Regions from separate parts of the Homo sapiens genome. Here region 2 is linked to region 1. Evidence: chromatin loops called from intact Hi-C (ENCODE). Cell type or tissue: adrenal gland. All regions are shown on one strand. Links, peaks and the distances in the headings refer to the core of each region. The heading gives the core; the rest is flanking DNA.

What was found. Hi-C counts contacts between places; a loop is a spot of excess contacts. Peaks named below come from ENCODE experiments on the same cell type or tissue, not always from the same donor. Only the 100,000 strongest peaks of a DNase experiment are listed, where the experiment ranks them.
Region 2: a loop joins it to region 1, with 2.7 times the contacts of the local background. A loop is called at or near these places in 12 of 110 quality-filtered maps.

The regions. Positions count from the first base shown.
Region 1 is chr2:112,022,364-112,028,289 of GRCh38, reverse strand. It overlaps MERTK (MER proto-oncogene, tyrosine kinase), which reads right to left. Exons shown (of 19, transcript NM_006343.3): 18 at 5,896-5,926. Among named protein-coding and RNA genes, the nearest start is that of TMEM87B, 30 kb to the left of the region's middle. In adrenal gland, for the core only: no CTCF peak of the experiment used is centred there; no DNase peak of the experiment used is centred there; H3K27ac peaks cover 2,064 bases.
Region 2 is chr2:111,899,901-111,910,910 of GRCh38, reverse strand. The region is part of intron 1 of MERTK (MER proto-oncogene, tyrosine kinase); the gene reads right to left. Among named protein-coding and RNA genes, the nearest start is that of MERTK, 6.8 kb to the right of the region's middle. In adrenal gland, for the core only: a CTCF peak has its summit at 9,814; no DNase peak of the experiment used is centred there; H3K4me3 peaks cover 2,500 bases; H3K27ac peaks cover 954 bases.

The DNA.
Region 1 (5,926 bases), core at 2,138-4,637:
TGCCTTTGTTTTTACAGAATCTTTATCACATTTTAATCAGCATTCATTCTACTTTTTATAAAAATTATTGAGACTTTTTTGGTGGCCTAATATTTATACAACTTTTGTAAATGTTCCATGGTATTTGACAAAAAAGTGATTCTGTTTCTAGGAAGAGCACATATGTGGCAGTTATATCTAACTTTGCAGATAAGGAGTATTTAGGTCTCTTTCTTTATATGGCGGCGGGCAAACTATGGCCCATGAGCCAAATCCAGCCCACTGTCTACTTTGTAAATAAAGTTTTATTGGAACACAGCTATCCTTATTTGTTTACACGTTATCTATGACTTCTTATGTCACAATGGCAGAGTTGAGCAGGTGCTAAAAGGCCTGCAAAGCCAAAAATATTTGCTATTTGGCACTTTATAGGAAAAGTTTGCTGACCTCTGTCCTATGCCATCAAACTGAGTTGTTACCAGGACAGCTGAGTTAGTTGGGGCCCTGGGGCTAGGGCTAAGAAGATCAGGAGCAGGGGTGAGGGCAGGGGGTAGTTGTGTGCTGCGTATCACTCCATCTAGTCTTCTCAACAGCCCTGTCATTGTCACTTTGTAATGAAGATGACAGTGGGCTCAGGGACATTACAGAACATGCCATGGCCATGTGGGTAGCCAGGGATTCAGATTCAGATTGGACAACTCCTGCGTCCAAGTGCTCCTCACAACTCCTTCCACTTTGTTTTATAGAGGGCAACTCTCTTCTGGGTGGTTTTTTCATCCCAGTGTCTAATATAGTTAAGAATTCCAATGGAGGGACATTTAATGGAGCACAGTAAGACAGATGACAATTAGGAATCAATAGGCTGAGATGAAGAGTGAGTTATACCATCATTTCATTAAAAATGTTTTTTTTCTTATAATTGATAGACCTGACATTTCAGGGCCAGGCATATTAATTGGCATGTGTGTATATATATGCCATATGTGTGTGTATATATATACACACACACACACATATACACACACATATATGGCATATATATACACATATATGGCATATATATATATGCATGCCAATTAATATGCCTGGCCTGAAAATGTGTATATATATAAAAATGTGTGTGTGTGTGTGTGTATATATATATATAAAATTTTAAAAATAGATGTATTTATTTTTTTAATAAGACGAAGTCTTGCTATTTTGCCCAGGCTGGTGGAGAACCCCTGAACTCCTGGGCTCAAGTGATCTTCTGCCTCAGCCTCCAGAGTAGCTGGAATTACAGGTACACACCAGCATGCCTAGGCATCATTTCATTTTGATGCTTTTCTGTTTTGAGAAACTGATAATTCATACGTCATTGGACAAAAAAATGACCCAAATTTAAATCATCTGACCCATGCAATAAATTACTAGCATCTTACGAACAGAAATATGCAATTTCCATATTGACATTTAGTTACAGCCTATAGAACTTTTGGCTAATTCTACTAACATGTTACTTCACACACAACATGCAGATCTCATTCACGTAGATGTATAATAATATCTTTTCATCTGTCCACTTTCCAGCCTTTATCAACACTTGCACACGCATCCGGAAGCTGGAGGCTGGCAAAGTGCCATGCATGTAAAGAGCTTGATCCTGAATGTAGGCCTAGACAACGGCACGGCGCATTTCCCTGTCTCACAATCCTTGTTCTCATCTCAGGCTTAGGGGTTCTGTTTTGTTTCCCTGTCTTACCTTCTTTAGATGGTCACTTAGACTTGACAGACGGTTTCTGTTTTTATTTTTGAGGTTTTCAGGCGTAAGTCAATTTGCATGACTCTGTTTTCCAAACAGCCTTGATTGTTTGCCATCTAAGATGAGCTTTGAGACATTCTGTTCTTAGGGACATAATCTCCTTTTCATTATTTCATCAAGAGGCTGTGGTATTTAACTTACTTTCATTTATTTCATGTCTTAGGAGAAAGTATTTAAATAATTTATCTTTATTTCCAAGTAGAATAGTATCAATATCACTTTGAAACTTCTTTTCCTTTAATATTCAATACCTTATCAAATGTATAAAAATATAAATATGACTTTTAAAGACATGGTGAACATGTATACTGTCTAACCTACTCCCACAAATGGGCAATTTCATCGTAGTAGAACAAGAAGATTAACAAGAAGCCCCCATCTGGTAAGTAATAGGAGGGCTGTGATATTTAGTGATTTAGACTTTATAAAATTTTATGGATGGAAAGAAAAATAAGTTTGGTAATTGCTTTTGTAAATGGTCATTTTTATTTTTCTGCTGAGATTTTATAAAAGATGTGATCATATAGGTTGCCATGGGCTGTATTGAGGAGAGAATGGGATTAGTTTAATGGGTAGAGACTTTCAGATTTACAAGATAAGAAGAGTTTTGGAGATAGATGGTGGTGATGGTTATACAACAGTGTGAATGTACTTCACGCCACTGAGCTGTACGCACTGGTTAAGAGTACATTTTATGTTATGTATATTTTATCACAATTAAATGCAATCATATGAATTTACAAAATTTGTAAATGTATGACTTTACTCATATTTTTCAAGCACCTGCTTTGCTCCTGGCTCTGAGGATGGCTGAGTGCAGGCTGCAAGTCTGCACAGGGAAATGATGCCCATCTCCTATCAGCTGTGCTTCCACTGTGCTAGCCAGTATCTACCCAGCTCTGCCACTCAGCCCACTGTGACTCCCACCTTGTCCCTTCTCCAGATCTCAGATGCTTCAGGTGGCAGTGGAGGGAGGGATACATCAATGGGTAGAGGAGGGTTTCTGAGATGGGGAAGGTGGATATAAGCTGGGGTTCTTGGGGCAGACAAGAAGCAGGCAAGAGGCAGGGCCAGCTCTGTGCCAGCCAACACACCAGGTCCTGGGTGCCAGGGTAAATAATAGTGTGAGGGCAATGCTAGGCTGGTCAGGTGTGTGAAGCGCGAGGGTGGTGCTGGGATGGGCATCAGGTGAGTCCCGGAGAGGAGCCCCTGAGTCCACGCAACTGCAGCTTCAAGGTGGCTGATGCAGGTAGAACATGACCAGCAAGTGCCAGCTGTGTGTGGGTTGATGGGCCCTAACCGATCACTCCTCACTGCAGCCCCACGAAGGAAGAGATGCAGTCACACTCACAGACAGGGCAGCTGAGGCCTGGAGAGGAGAGGAACTGACTGAAGTCACGCCAACAGTCGGCGGCAGTGCCAGTCCATCTAACACAGGGCACCTGCTCTCATCCGTGACCTCGACCTCCTTCACTATGAAGAAGAGTCACTGACCTTTCCCTCACGTTTACTATTTCAGCCATCATGTGAAACACTTTAGATTTGTTTTTTGGGTTTTTGTTGTTGTTGTTTCTTTTTTTGAGACAGGATCTTGCTCTGTTTCCCAGGCTGGAGTCTGGTGGCACAATCATAGCTCACTGCAACCTCGACCTCCTAAACTCAAGTGATCCTCCCACCTCAGCCTCTTGAGCAGCTGGGACTACAGGCATGCCCTACAACACCCAGCTAATTTTGTTTATTTTTTGTAGAGATGGGGTCTCACTGTGTTGCCCAGGCTGATTTCAAACTCCTGGCCTCAAGCAATCCTCCTGTCTTGGCCTCCCAAAGTGCTAGGATTACAGGCATGAGCCACTGCACTCAGCCTGAGTTCATTTTACAAAGGAAATGTCTCAGAAATGGAACAGAGGCCTCTTTGGGGGATGCTGTTGTTACCCAGCATCTAGATTCGAGAGGAGATGGAAGGAAGCCTGGCTCACAGGGGCCCCGAGGCCACAGCACAGCCATAGCCCCCTTGGCACACCCAGGGCACAGAGCCCACAGGAGGCGGGGGTGGCAGGTTCGCCCCTCTCTGCCTGACTTCCCCAGCCACACGGCGTGTGCTGACTCTGCTGCTTTGTCCCCTAAAATGTCTCACAGAAAACCGACTCAGCATTCACTTGTTTTGGCTCTAAAAACCACAACGTGACACAGCTTAGACCCTGCTAAGACCCAACATAATCACCGCAAATATCAACTTATTTTGGTGGGCAAGGAAAGCTCAGAAAGAAACTGCAACAAAACTCTTTCCATAGTCAACATTGTTTGACTGAAATGCTTCCTTATTTTCAGAAGCAGGCACTTCATAAACATGGCACTTTTAAAAACTACCATGAAACCCTAGAACTAATTTTATTAGCATTTCAGGATGTTTTAAAGGTTTTACAGTGCTTGTTTCTCTTCTTAATGTTATACATCTACCACCACAATAAAAACCAACCACTACCAACGGGACGAAGCTCTGATTAAAACAGTGTCCTTCTTTTTGGCTTAGAAGGGACCCGGAAAGCCTGTGGGCAAAGGGACCCAGGCTCTCTCTCCCATGTGAGGCAGCAGGGCGTGTGTGTGTGTGTCTGTGTGTGTGTGTGTAGGGAGGGTGCTGTCCACACTCACCTGTCCCAGCCCAGGCATGGCACTCCATGACAGAGCCAGCGCAGGCCCACAGTCCTGAAATGTTCTTGCTAAATATGGTGAGAATGCCCCTCTCCAAGCCCATGGCCCTTATTATACAGGGAGGAGACTCCCCATTAGGAAGGTTCAAATCACCATCACCAAGCTACCAGCAATGCCACAAGAAATTATTTTAATAAGGTCAGCAAAGTGCTTGGGGGAGATTAATTGCCATAGCCACTCACAGGGCCAGTTAGGAAGCAGAGCGTGGCCTATTGACTCCGAGGCCTGGGTCTCTTCCCCATACTGCCTGGCCTTGAAGACGGGGGCCCTGTCAGGATGGGATGTGTGCTGTGTGTGTGTCACAGCTGGTAGTTCTTTCTCCTGTCTAAACACATGATCTCTCAGGGAGCACTTTATTTTATTATTTTATTATTTTTTATTTTTTTTGAGATGGAGTTTTACTCTGCCGCCCAGGCTGGAGTGCAGTGGCACGATCTCAGCTCACCGCAAGCTCCGCCTCCCGGGTTCACGCCATTCTCCTGCCTCAGCCTCCCGAGTAGCTGGGACTACAGGCGCCCGCCACCACACCCGGCTAATTTTTTGTATTTTTAGCGGAGACGGGGTTTCACTGTGTTAGCGAGGATGGTCTCGAACTCCTGACCTCGTGATCCACCCGCGTCGGCCTCCCAAAGTGCTGGGATTACAAGCGTGAGCCACCGCACTCGGCCTTATTTTATTATTTTTTAATAAAGACAGGGTCTCTCTATGTTGCCCAGGCTGGTCTTAAACTCCTGGGCTCAAACGATCTGCCCTCTTTGGCCTCCCAAAGTGTTGGGATAACGTGCATGAGCCACTGCGCCCAGCCCCAGGGAGCATTCTAAAACACACATTTCTGGGCCCACTTTGTACCGAAAGCATCATAATTTCCGGGAACAGGGCCGAGGAATCGTATTGTTACACTATCTCCCAAGCGATTCTGATGAGCAGCCTGACCCCAAAGTCATTGGTTTAGATTTCTGAGTTTCCTGATGAAGGCTACTACTGTGAGTGGAGTGTTTGAAATGCTACATAGAAGGAGAAAGATAACTGGACCAAAAGAGGGTGAGGAATCATTCAAGGACCTCATGCACTACAAGGCGAAGCTATTATCTGTGGATATATTTCCTAGAGGTGTGTAAGGAATTTTAGGACAGGTGCCATTGCCTTGTCTTGACCGTGCCTGTCGTTCGAGACTGAGGCCCTTTGGATGAGTGAGCCTCAGTGGGCTCACTGGAGATACCACACACTATCTCCCACATCAGGAATGGCTCCTGGGCTGGGGTGTCTGTGGGTTCCACCCCTCTGCACATGCCCACCTGGCTAACAGCAGTCCCTTTCCCCTCCCATGGCTGTGTTTCCGAGGTCAGTGCAGAGCCAGGTGGCTGCCCCATGCAGAGTATGGAAGGGAGACAGAGAAGCCCACTCACAGTTCATCCAGGCAGTCTTCGGGCTGCTTCA
Region 2 (11,010 bases), core at 8,324-10,823, 120 kb after region 1:
CTTATCCCTCCTATCTTGCTGTAATTTTGAATTCTTTAACAAATCTCTTCCTATCCTCCCCTTCCTCCTATCCTTTCCAGGCCCTAGTAACCTTTGTCCTACTTTTTACTTCTACAAAATCAACTTTTTTGTTTAGCTTCCACCTATGAGTGAGGACATGTGGTGTTTAACTTTGTTTCTGGCTTGTTTTAATTAACCAAATGTCTTCCAGTTCCATCCATGTTGCTACCAATGACAGGATTTCATTACTTTATGGCTAAATATTTAATAGTATTCCATTTGTATATATATATATATATACACACACACACACACACACTTTTTTTTTAAGTTACAGGGTCAGCCGGGTGAGGTGGCTCATGCCTGTAATCCCAGAACTTTGGGAGACTGAGGCGGGTGGATCACCTGAGGTCAGGAGTTCGAGATCAGCCTGGCCAACATGGTGAAACCCCATCTCAAATAAAAATACAAAAATTAGCCAGGCGTGGTGGCAGGCGCCTGTAATCCCAGCTACTCGGGGTGCCGAGGGAGAAGAATCACTTGAACCCAGGAGGCAGAAGTTGCAGTGAGCTGAGATCATGCCACTGCATTCCAGCCTGGGGGACAAGAGCGAGACTTTGTCTCAAAAAAAAAAAAACAAAAAACAGAGACAGGGTCTCACTCTGTTGCCCAGGCTGGAGTGCAGTAAGGCAATCATAGCTCAGTACAGTCTCAAACTCCTGGGCTCAAGGAGTCCTCCCACCTCAGCCTGCTGAGCAGCTATGACCATAGGCATGCACCACAATGTCTAGCTAATTTTTTTATTTCTAGTAGAGACCAGGTCTTGCCATGTTGCCAAAGCTTATACCACATTTTCTTTATCCATTCATCCGTTGATGGACACCTAGACTGATTCCTTAGCTTGGCTATTGTGAATAGTGCTATATTAAACATGAGGGTGCAGATGTCTTTTTGATATACTGATATCCTTTCTTTTGGATAAATGACCAGTAGTGCAATTACAGGATCATATGGTAGTTCCATCTGTAGTTTTTTGAGGAACCTCCATACCATTCTTCATAGTGTTCCCGGACCGAACTGAGGGTTGGGCTGCTTATTCTCATGCCCAATAATGAGATGCAGATGAACTGGGAAAGAAGGGAGTTTATTTCTCCCTGGGTACAGGGAGAAGGCCTGGAAAACATCACCACATCAACTCAAAATTACGTTTTCCAGGGATTATATACCTTCTAAGCTATATGTCTACATGGAAGTGTGCATTCATTTAAAGACATAAGTGATTAACTTCTTCTAATCTATAACTAAGGTCTGAGTCCTGAGGACCTTCTTCTGGAGCCTCAGTAAATGTACTTAATCTAAGTGAATCCAGGTGCTGGGGTGATTATCCTTATTATCTTGTCTCCCGCTAAATCATGGAGGTTTGAGGAGTTCCTTCAGACCCCCAATAAACTTGTTTGTGGAGGTCTGGGGAATTTCTTAAGATCCCCAGTAAAACTTGTTTAATCCTAAATGAGGCCTGTTAAGAATTCCTTTGTTATCTTGTCATGAGTCAAGGCCCAGGAAAGGCCTGGGCAAAACTTCTGGTGGGCTTTCATTACATTCCAGCCTTTGTATGAGGGCACCGGCTCTATTAGCTTTTAATATTTAACTTAACCACTCAGTGCTGAAACAGTTGTTACAGAGGCCTGCGTTACCGAGACCTGGCCTGCCACAATAGTGGCTGTGATAGTTTAAATCCCCACCAGCAGTGTATGAGTTCCCTTTTCTCTGCACCTTTGCCAGCATTTGTTATTTTTTGCCTTTTTGACATAGCCATCCTAAATGCAATGAAATGAAACCAGGTTGTAATTTTGGTTTACATCTCCCTGATGATTAGTGATGTTAAGCATTTTTTCATATATTTATCTGTTAGCCATTTGTATTTCTTCTTTTGAGAAATATGTTTAGATCACTTGTTCATTTTTTAATCGGATTGCTTGTTTTTTGCTGTTGAGATGTTCCAGTCACCTTCTTGATAAAAAGGACAGACTCAGCTGGTATGAGACTTTTTGTCCTTTTCCCTTCTGCTTTTTTCTGCCTGGAATGCAAATGAAATGCCCAGAAGCACAGCAGCCATTTAAGGAACAATGTGTTCTAAAAGCATACACTATAGATGTCAGAGCCAAGAGCCAGGTCATTGACTTTATCATGGAGCCACTGTCTAATCCCAACCTGGTTGCTGTCAGACTGCTTGTTGTATGAGAAAAATACTCCCATTTTGGTTACACCACTGAAGTAAGGTTTTCTGTTATATGCAATCAAATGTAACTGACATGGTGCAAAACAACACTATAGAGTGTTACCAACATAATCATGTCAATCATGATCAAAGGATAAAGACATGCATGGGAATTGAAACACCCAATGTGGGATAATGGTTTTCTCTGGGTGGGAGTGAGGGGATGACACTGGAGAGAGGAACGACCGGGGACTTCCACTGTAGTGTTAATGTCTGACTTCTTACGTCAAGTAGTGAGTACACAGGCGAGTTTTATTACCTGTTAAATCCTTTTGTGTATCCTAAATATTTTATAATAAGATGTGAGTATAAAGAGTAGCTGAGAGGAAAAAATATAATGGTAAAAAGGGAAAGGCCTTACTATTTACTGGTTGGCCCACCTGATTAGCTGTATCTCTTTCCACCAACAGGTCCTAAAATCCTAAGGGCACTTGGCTTAATGAATCATCCAGCTCAACATTCTCACTTTGTCTAGGAATTGCCACCTCCCTTGGATAAGCATAATTAGCTTACTCCTACCCTCAATGGCCAGGTTCTGATACATACCCCTCCTGGGATGGGGTAATAGAGAGAGGCTCCCCACCACTGCCCAAGAATCAGACATCAGATATACTGCATCAGTGGAGTGTAACGAAAGAGGTGGCACAGAATAGCTTGGACATACACAAGGCAGGGCCACAGCCCCAAAGATTGAGTCCACGGGTCCTGGGAACCTGAGCTTCTACCTTGCGAAAATGCTTCCTAGGTAGTTCTGAAGCATACCTCTTCTTGAGAACCCCTGTCATGAATCATTGTCTTTATCCTTATCTTCCCAGCCAGAATATTTAAGAGCGTTGCATTCTACAGTTTATATCACAAAATATTTTTTAAATTTCCAATTATAAAATGACATAATAATATTGAATGAATAAACTTTTGAAAATGACATCATTCTCCCTGATCCTGAAGATTCTGCTGTTCCCCCTCAGGGGGGATATGCCCCACTCCATCCACCCCGGAAAAAGCTTAGTCCATCCCTCTGTCTCTCAGAAGATTTAGCAGGAAGAGGTCATATGTGTTTGGGGAGATCCAATATTCTCAGAAATATACCTCCATGTTTCCAGACTATTCTATTGCCCCAGAGTTGGAGGGGGTACTTACTGGAGGAACAGACAGCCCAGGTGGCAGGGAATGGCAACTGTCAACAGCAAAGAACCCACTAGCATCACTCTTTTTTTTGATACGGAGTTTTACTGTTATTGCCCAGGCTGGAGTGCAGTGGCACAATCTCGGCTCACTGCAACCTCCGCCTCCTGGGTTCAAGTGATTCTTCTGCCTCAGCCTCCCAAGTTGCTGGGATTACAGGCATGCGCCACCACGCCTGGCTAATTTTTTGTATTTAGTAGAGACAGGGTTTTACCATGTTGGTCAGGCTGGTCTCAAACTCCTGACCTCAGGTGATCCACCCACCCTGACCTCCCAAAGTGCTGGGATTACAGGCGTGAGCCACCGCACCTGGCTGCATCACTCATTTTTAATGAAACTCTTCACACAGCCTCCATCTCCGTTTCTGGGCTGATGTCTAAGAAAGTTCACACCGAGAGTCACGCACAGGGCTGAGGGTCAAACTCAGGCTGAGGCTCTGTGTCCCAAACGGCATGGGAGAAAGTATCCCTTCCCACCTCTCCCCTTTAGATGGAATCAGTGTTCTGCCCCAAAGGGGCCTAGAATCATCCATCTGCTTTCCCATTTGACAAGTGAGGATGTGGAGTTTTAGAAGGAGGACACACTATACCCCAGCTGTCCCTGCAGGTTCCTCTCAAAGCTAGGATGAGAACTTACATCTTTCAACTCCCCAAGTGGTTATTTTTTAAACTAAGAGTGAATCTAAAAAGCTTCTTTTTTTTATTTGCTCCAAAACTTTCAAAGAACATTGCTTTCATCACCAAATCTTCAAATCATGTGCCAGAATTGTAAAAAGGCTTAAAGGCTGGTTTCACTTCCTGTGTGGAGGCAGCCTGCCGTTAATTGGAACAAGTGAAAAACTGGCCTCCAGGCACACACAACACTTGGGAAGTCCATGAATATTTATCACCGCACTGAGAATTCCCTAAGCGGCACAGTGACAGAAAACAACTTTCAGTTAAGTTTGAGTCTCTGTTCTAATATTCTCCACTAAGACAGCCTGTTCTTACTTGTGAAAGTGATCATTTTCAAAACCATAATGAAGCCAATCTACTATTGGTAGCTCTAACCACAAGGCCCTAAGGCTTAAAATAACAAAACAATTCCTTCTCCAAAATAAACAAGGCTTTTCTTTGTGTATCTAATGAGAGGCAAGACCACAGCTAAGGCAAGTTCTAAGATGTTTACTGTCCCTGAATGCTGAGGTATCTAGATCCTCAAAGAAAAAGCAGATTACACAAAAAAGGGGACCTGTCAGAAAGCATTTGCATAAGTGCCAACCTGAGATCTAAATCCGGAGGATGGACCCCTACTGGAGTGACCTAGGGCAGAGCACTAACCCTGTGATGATTGGATCTTGTTTTCAAGGGACCAACAGAAATACATGGAGGCACAGAGTACAAGGAGAAACATACAAGTGTAAAATGTGCTGGCAAAAAAATCCAGGCATTGAGCTTCTGAAATGAAATGGGGTTTCTCTAAGCACAAATATAAATGTTCTTAGCTTTTGGTGTAATTTTATTCCAAACATAAAGCCAACATCTGTTCTCTCTTTCTCTTTCCTTCTGCCCCTTCTCCCTGCCTGCCACCTCCAAGACTCATGGAAAATCCATTTACCATTGAGTGAAAGAAGCACTGATAATTGAAGAACTAGCCAAGAAGGATGAAATAAAATGCTTTAGAATTGAGTGTAGGTTTCTGGCTGGGCACGGTGGCTCACGCCTATAATCCCAGCACTTTGGGAGGCTGAGGTGGGCCAATCACCTGAGGCCAGGAGTTCGAGACCAGCCAGGCCAACATTGTGAAACGTTGTCTCTACTAAAAAATACAAAAATTAGCTGGGTGTGGTAATGGGTGCCTGTAATCCCAGCTACTCGGGAGGCTGAGACAGGAGAACCGCTTGAACCCAGGAGGTTGAACCCTGGGTTCAATCGCTTGAACCCAGGAGGCTGCAGTAAGCTGAGATCGCGCCACTGCACTCCAGCCTGGGTGACAGAGTGAGCCTCCATGTCAAAAAAAAAAAAAAAAAAAAAAAGAACAGTGTAGGTTTCTCAATGAAATGTTTGAGACATAATCACCCTTTCTTCTTTATCACTCTGAAACACCAGGACCTGAGGAGGTGACCTGGCCATAGCAGCCCAGGGTTTCACATGCCGGCCATGTCCCTAGATCCTAGTGCCTGTCAGAGGCCCCGAGAGTGAAAATGTGGCAGCTCCCATGAAGGGATGGCTGTCCAGCTGCAGAGTCTCACAAAACTAGGGAAGATCTAGGCCCTCCCTTCCTGTGGCTAAGAATCACCCAGTTCAACAGCCATGGTTCAGACAGAGAAAAGTAAGGCCTAGGAGGGAGGAAGTGCCAGGATGGCAGGTATTCTTAGTATCCTTGTTCTCCAAAAGGGGCCTGCTGATCCTAATGGAATTCTCTGCCCCTGCCAGGCTGCATTTTTAGCACTTCGGCTGGAGGCAGGAGTGGGAGACATAGAATGAAAAGAGAGGGAACTGGTTTAACTCCGGTCACGGGTTAGCCAATGCCCAGAGTGCCAGAGGGAGAGTAATCAGGGCTCCCTCCCGGGCACCTGAGGGTTGGCTCACCCATGCCATTAAGCAGGAAGTACCAGAAGCCAGGAGTGCACCTGGCGCCCTTTGCATTTCCTACAAGACCACCTGCGGACACATACTCACGCCTGTACACGGAATCTACTCTAAGAACCAAAGCCTCATTTTCTCTATGTTGCAGCCAACTGACCTCATTGGGAAAACCTAGCTCGATGTGGTAAAAAGGAAAAGAATTTTCTGAGCTGGGTGAGGTGGTTCACTCCTGTAATCCCAGCACTTTGAGAGGCCGAGGTGGGTGGATCGCGAGGTCAGGAGTTCAAGACCAGCCTGCCCAACACGGTGAAACCCCGTCTCTACTTAAAATACAAAAATTAGCCAGGTCTGGTGGAGGGCACCTGTAATCCCAGCTACTTGGGAGGCTGAGGCAGAGAATTGCTTGAAGCCAGGAGGCGGAGGTTGCAGTGAGCCGAGATCGCGCCACATGCACTCCAGCCTGGGCGACAGAGCAAGATTCCATCTCAAAAAAAAAAAAAAGAATTTTCTGGATGTTCACACTCAAAAACCCTAAAACAAAACAAACACAAAAAATAAAAATAAAAAAATTTAAACCACACCCAGTTTGGAAAAGAGTTATGTGGGAAAAGTTGAACAGGAACTGGACTTCATTTTTATACCTTCCTGAGAGGCACATGACAAGAAGCTATTCCTGTACTATGTCAAGTTTGAACTCCATAAGGGAAGGTATGGGGGCAGGAGTAGGAGGGGAATGGCAGTCAGGGCGGGCCCTGCTTCTCTGGAGAACTGCTTGGTCCTGGGTGGGTTTTGCTCAAACTACTAGGAAACAAAAACCTAAAGAGCTGCAGCAAAGGACTTGGGCACTCTAGGGCGACACCGGAGGGCCCCTTCACCAAAGCATTCTGAACAATGGAGGGTGGACCATTCAGGATACACTTCAATAAGAAAAGAACCCTCCTCCCAACACCTTTTGTCTAGGAAAAACATTTCCCCCATACTTGAGTTCAGAAGAATGGAGGAGAACCATTGGTAATAATGGCAAATATATTTTAAGCACATATCACCTGCCATTAGCTCATTACGTCCTCCTAACAATTCTATGAAAAGAGCCTCCCACTGTACCCAAAAAGGAACAGAGGTCCTGAAAGTTAATCACCACCCCCAAAGCCCCAGAAGCCAGTCCCGGTTAACACTTTCATTCCAGTCCCCAGAGGCATAGTGTGCCTCACACAGTGTGAGACCCCTTTCAGTTTTTATAATAATTAATCTCCTGCTGAGAAACATACCAATTCAGAGCCATGTGCTTTGGGTTAAGATTAAACTAACGGCAAGGGCCAAAGTCAAGGCACCCAGGGCTACCTGCCCCTGAGCAAGGAGTTGTTAGAACTGTGTTTAACATGAAAAATTACCTTCTGACATTTTTTTTTCTAGTTGGAATAGTTAGGACAATGTAAAATATGTTTGGGGTTAATACAGCCCAAAAATCTGTCTGGTTTTAATTGACTAGCTCCTCCAGCAATGAAATCACATTGGCATCACAGCAAAATAAAAGATTGTTTTCTATTAACCAAGCCCCGAATGTGAGGGCATGGGAGCTCCAGCAATTCTGTTTCTGGAAAAGCCAGTAGGAAAAGATAAGGGTGAAGAGCACCTGGTAAGACATGCAGGGGCTTGGTTCCTTCATGCTGTGCTCTGATACTCACTGAGCACCCGTATGAGCTCCATGCTGTGTTAGCAGTGAAAAAGACAGCAGCCCTGCCACCAGGAGCTTACCTTGTGGTGGGGGGACAGTGGAGGAAAAGGAGTAAACAAAGAGGTAAGGCTGGGTGCCATAGCTCACGCCTGTAATCTCTGCACTTTGGGAGGCTGAGGTAGGCGGATCACCTGAGGTCAGGAGTTCGAGACCAGCCTGGCCAACATGGTGAAACCCTGTCTCTACTAAAAATACAAAAATTAGCCAGCTGTGGTGGCAGGTGCCTGTAATCCCAGCTACTGGGAAGGCTGAGGCAGGAGAATTGCTTGAACCTGGGAGGCGGAGGTTGCAGTGAGCAGAGAATTTGCCATTGCAAGACTCTGTCAATAAAGAAATAGAGGGAGGGAGGGAGGGAGGAAGGAAGGAAGGAAGGAAGGAACTGATCAGGTTGTGAGAAGCATTATCAGGAAATTAAATTTAAGGGATAGTGGGGTGTATGCATATGATACTTTGGCAGGGGGTGGTTATTGGGGAAGGCTTCTCAAGGAGAACCTCTGAACTGAAACCCAAAGGATGAGAAGAAGCCAGCATGCCGAGATCTTGGGAAAAAGGTTCCAGCCAGAGGGAAGAGTCACTGCAAAGGCTGCTCAGGCCCTAGAAAGAAGACACAGGTGGCTGGAGTGGTAGGAACAAGAGGGAAGTGAATGGAAATGGGTCAAAGAGGTTCGCTGTGAGTCTCTGCAAATTCTAGTAGGGAACAGGAAGCCACTGGAAGATTTTCAAATGGAAAATACAATCAGATTCGTTTCCAAAATCTCATTCTGGCTATTATATGGAAAGCGACTGTTTCACATGTGTGTTCAAGGTCCCAGCTCAGTTTTTCTACCCAGCAGCATGTTCCCAATTCACAGGCATAAAAAGATTGAACCTCTTCTTGACCAATGCTGACTAGTAACTCACTGGCCCTTCTACAATTATCTGGAAATTATTTCAAAAATTAAGATTTAAAAATATAATTATTGGCTGGGTGTGGTGGCTCATGCCTGTAATCCCAGCACTTTGGGAGGCCAAGGCAGGCAGATCACCTGAGGTTGGGAGTTCGAGACCAACCTAACCAACACGGAGAAACCCTGTCTCTACCAAAAATACAAAATTAGCCAGGCGTGGTGGTGCATGCCTGTAATCCCAGCTACTCAGGAGGCTGAGGCAGGAGAACTGCTTGAACCCGGGAGGCGGGAAGTTGCGGTGAGCCGAGATTGTGCCATTGCACTCTAGCCTGGACAGCAAGAGTGAAACTCTATCTCAAAAACAAAAAAACATAATTATTGTTAATTTTTTAAAAATTGTATTCAGCTGTGCATGGTGGCTCATGCCTATAATCCCCACACTCTGAGAGGCTAAGGTGGGAAGATCGCTTGAGCCCAGGAGTTCAAGACCAGCCTGGGCAACATAGTGAGATCCTGTCTCTACAAAAAATAAAAAATTAGCCAGGCATGGTGGTATGTGCCTGTGGTCATAGCTACTTGGGAGGCTGAGGTGGGAGGATCACTTGAGCCCGGAAGGTTGAGGTTGCAGTGAGCCGTGATGGTGCCACTGCACTCTAGCCTGGGTGGCAGAATGAGAACCTGCCAAAAAAAAAAAAAAAAGAAAGAAAGAAAAGAAAAGAATTCCACTCAGCACTTTAATGGGTCAGAATAATTTTCTAAAAGTATTCATTTTTAAAATATGCACGATGTACTTTCAAAAAGCATTTGAAGCCTTTGGAATAAAGCCCACAAGCAACAGAACAACTTAAAAGTTCCCTCTGGGAAGATGTTTACAATATACTGGAATACATGTTACAATATCAGTTTGGAAAAGAAATATTAACATTAAAGAATCTTAAAAGCCTAATTTACTCTAAGGGTTGAGTTTAGCTGCACACACAGCCTCGTCATGAGCTAAGTCCTCATAATGCATTCATTTTTATCCACATTTATATTTATCTTGCTCCATCCTCTCCCTGGCCCTTCAGAGAGCCACCGCTTGCCTCATTTTGCTGCTCAATGGCACCCCCATCAGAGACTGAGCAGAAAGGAAAGACTGGAAAGCCTCGAAATGCTCCTGGTTTGGCAGTTCCAGTTCTGTGTGTGCATGTCTTTGTGAGACGTGTAGTGTGTATGTGTGTTGGGGGGCAGAGGGGATTTCCTGGGTTAAAGTGATGCTTAAATTTTATTTACCCATTCTTCTATACTGCTAACAGTGTAGAATCTACACACATATTCTCATTGTCTCTCTCTCTGTCTCCCCTGTGTGGTCAGCAAAGCACTCAGACCCACAATGTGTAATAGGAAAATCTTAAAATTAGATGAAGAGTCTAATTTCCATGTTTAATTTCTTCATACAGCACTCCTTTGTGCTGTAATTCTGCCAGTGAGAATCCCATTCTTTAAGCTTTTCACAAGGTGAGATGTAAAACTGTCACACATCTCATAGGTAAAGTTCAAAACCAAAAGCAAAAAGTGCAAGAACGATTGGTGAAACTTTTCATTCTTCCAGCTGGGTGGATTTTAAAAGGCCTTTTTATGATTGTCTGATTAAAGTTGATTGTCAGCTACAAAAATTTGTTATTACAGCCTTTTAAAATTTTAGAAAAACAAAAGCACTCCAATTTTTAAGTATTTAACACAAAACTATTGTTCCCATTACTTTCTCCATAGTTCTCACCACATTCACTACCTCCAAGACTATTCACGGCCAGTCCTCACTAGTAGCAACAAATAACAGATTTGCAGCAGATTATGAAAAATGGGGCTGGCAGAAATGCTGAGGAATTTTTGAAGGTTTGGTGGAGGGAGGGGCAGTGGAGAACAGAACTGCTTTAGTTCTTTGCCTGGCTCTTAAAGTTTGTTTCAAATTGCTATGTTGCCCCAAATTATAAATTGCTTATGTAATTTAACGTGCAAAAAGTGGGTGCACTGTTTAAGAATTTTTCATTTGAGTAAATGAGCTTTCAAAGGAAAATCTCAAAGGAAAAACTTTTAAGTAACTTACTTGACTATAAACTGAGCTTTCCAGGTATTCCTAAAAAACATCTTTGACTGTAATAGGTGAAGGCTAGTCAAGTGCATTCTCGATCAAAAGAGAGAAAATCTACATGCTGAATGGAAATAGAAACCTTTTAGCTGAGAGAAAATACTTGGAATGTGTTTATTTAGCATTTTTCCCCTTTCTTTTTCTTTTGGGTAAAGCCTGGTAAGTTTATTCCAGCCTCCTCAAGAAGTGCATCAGCGATCAAACTTGAAATCTGTTCATCACTCACTCCC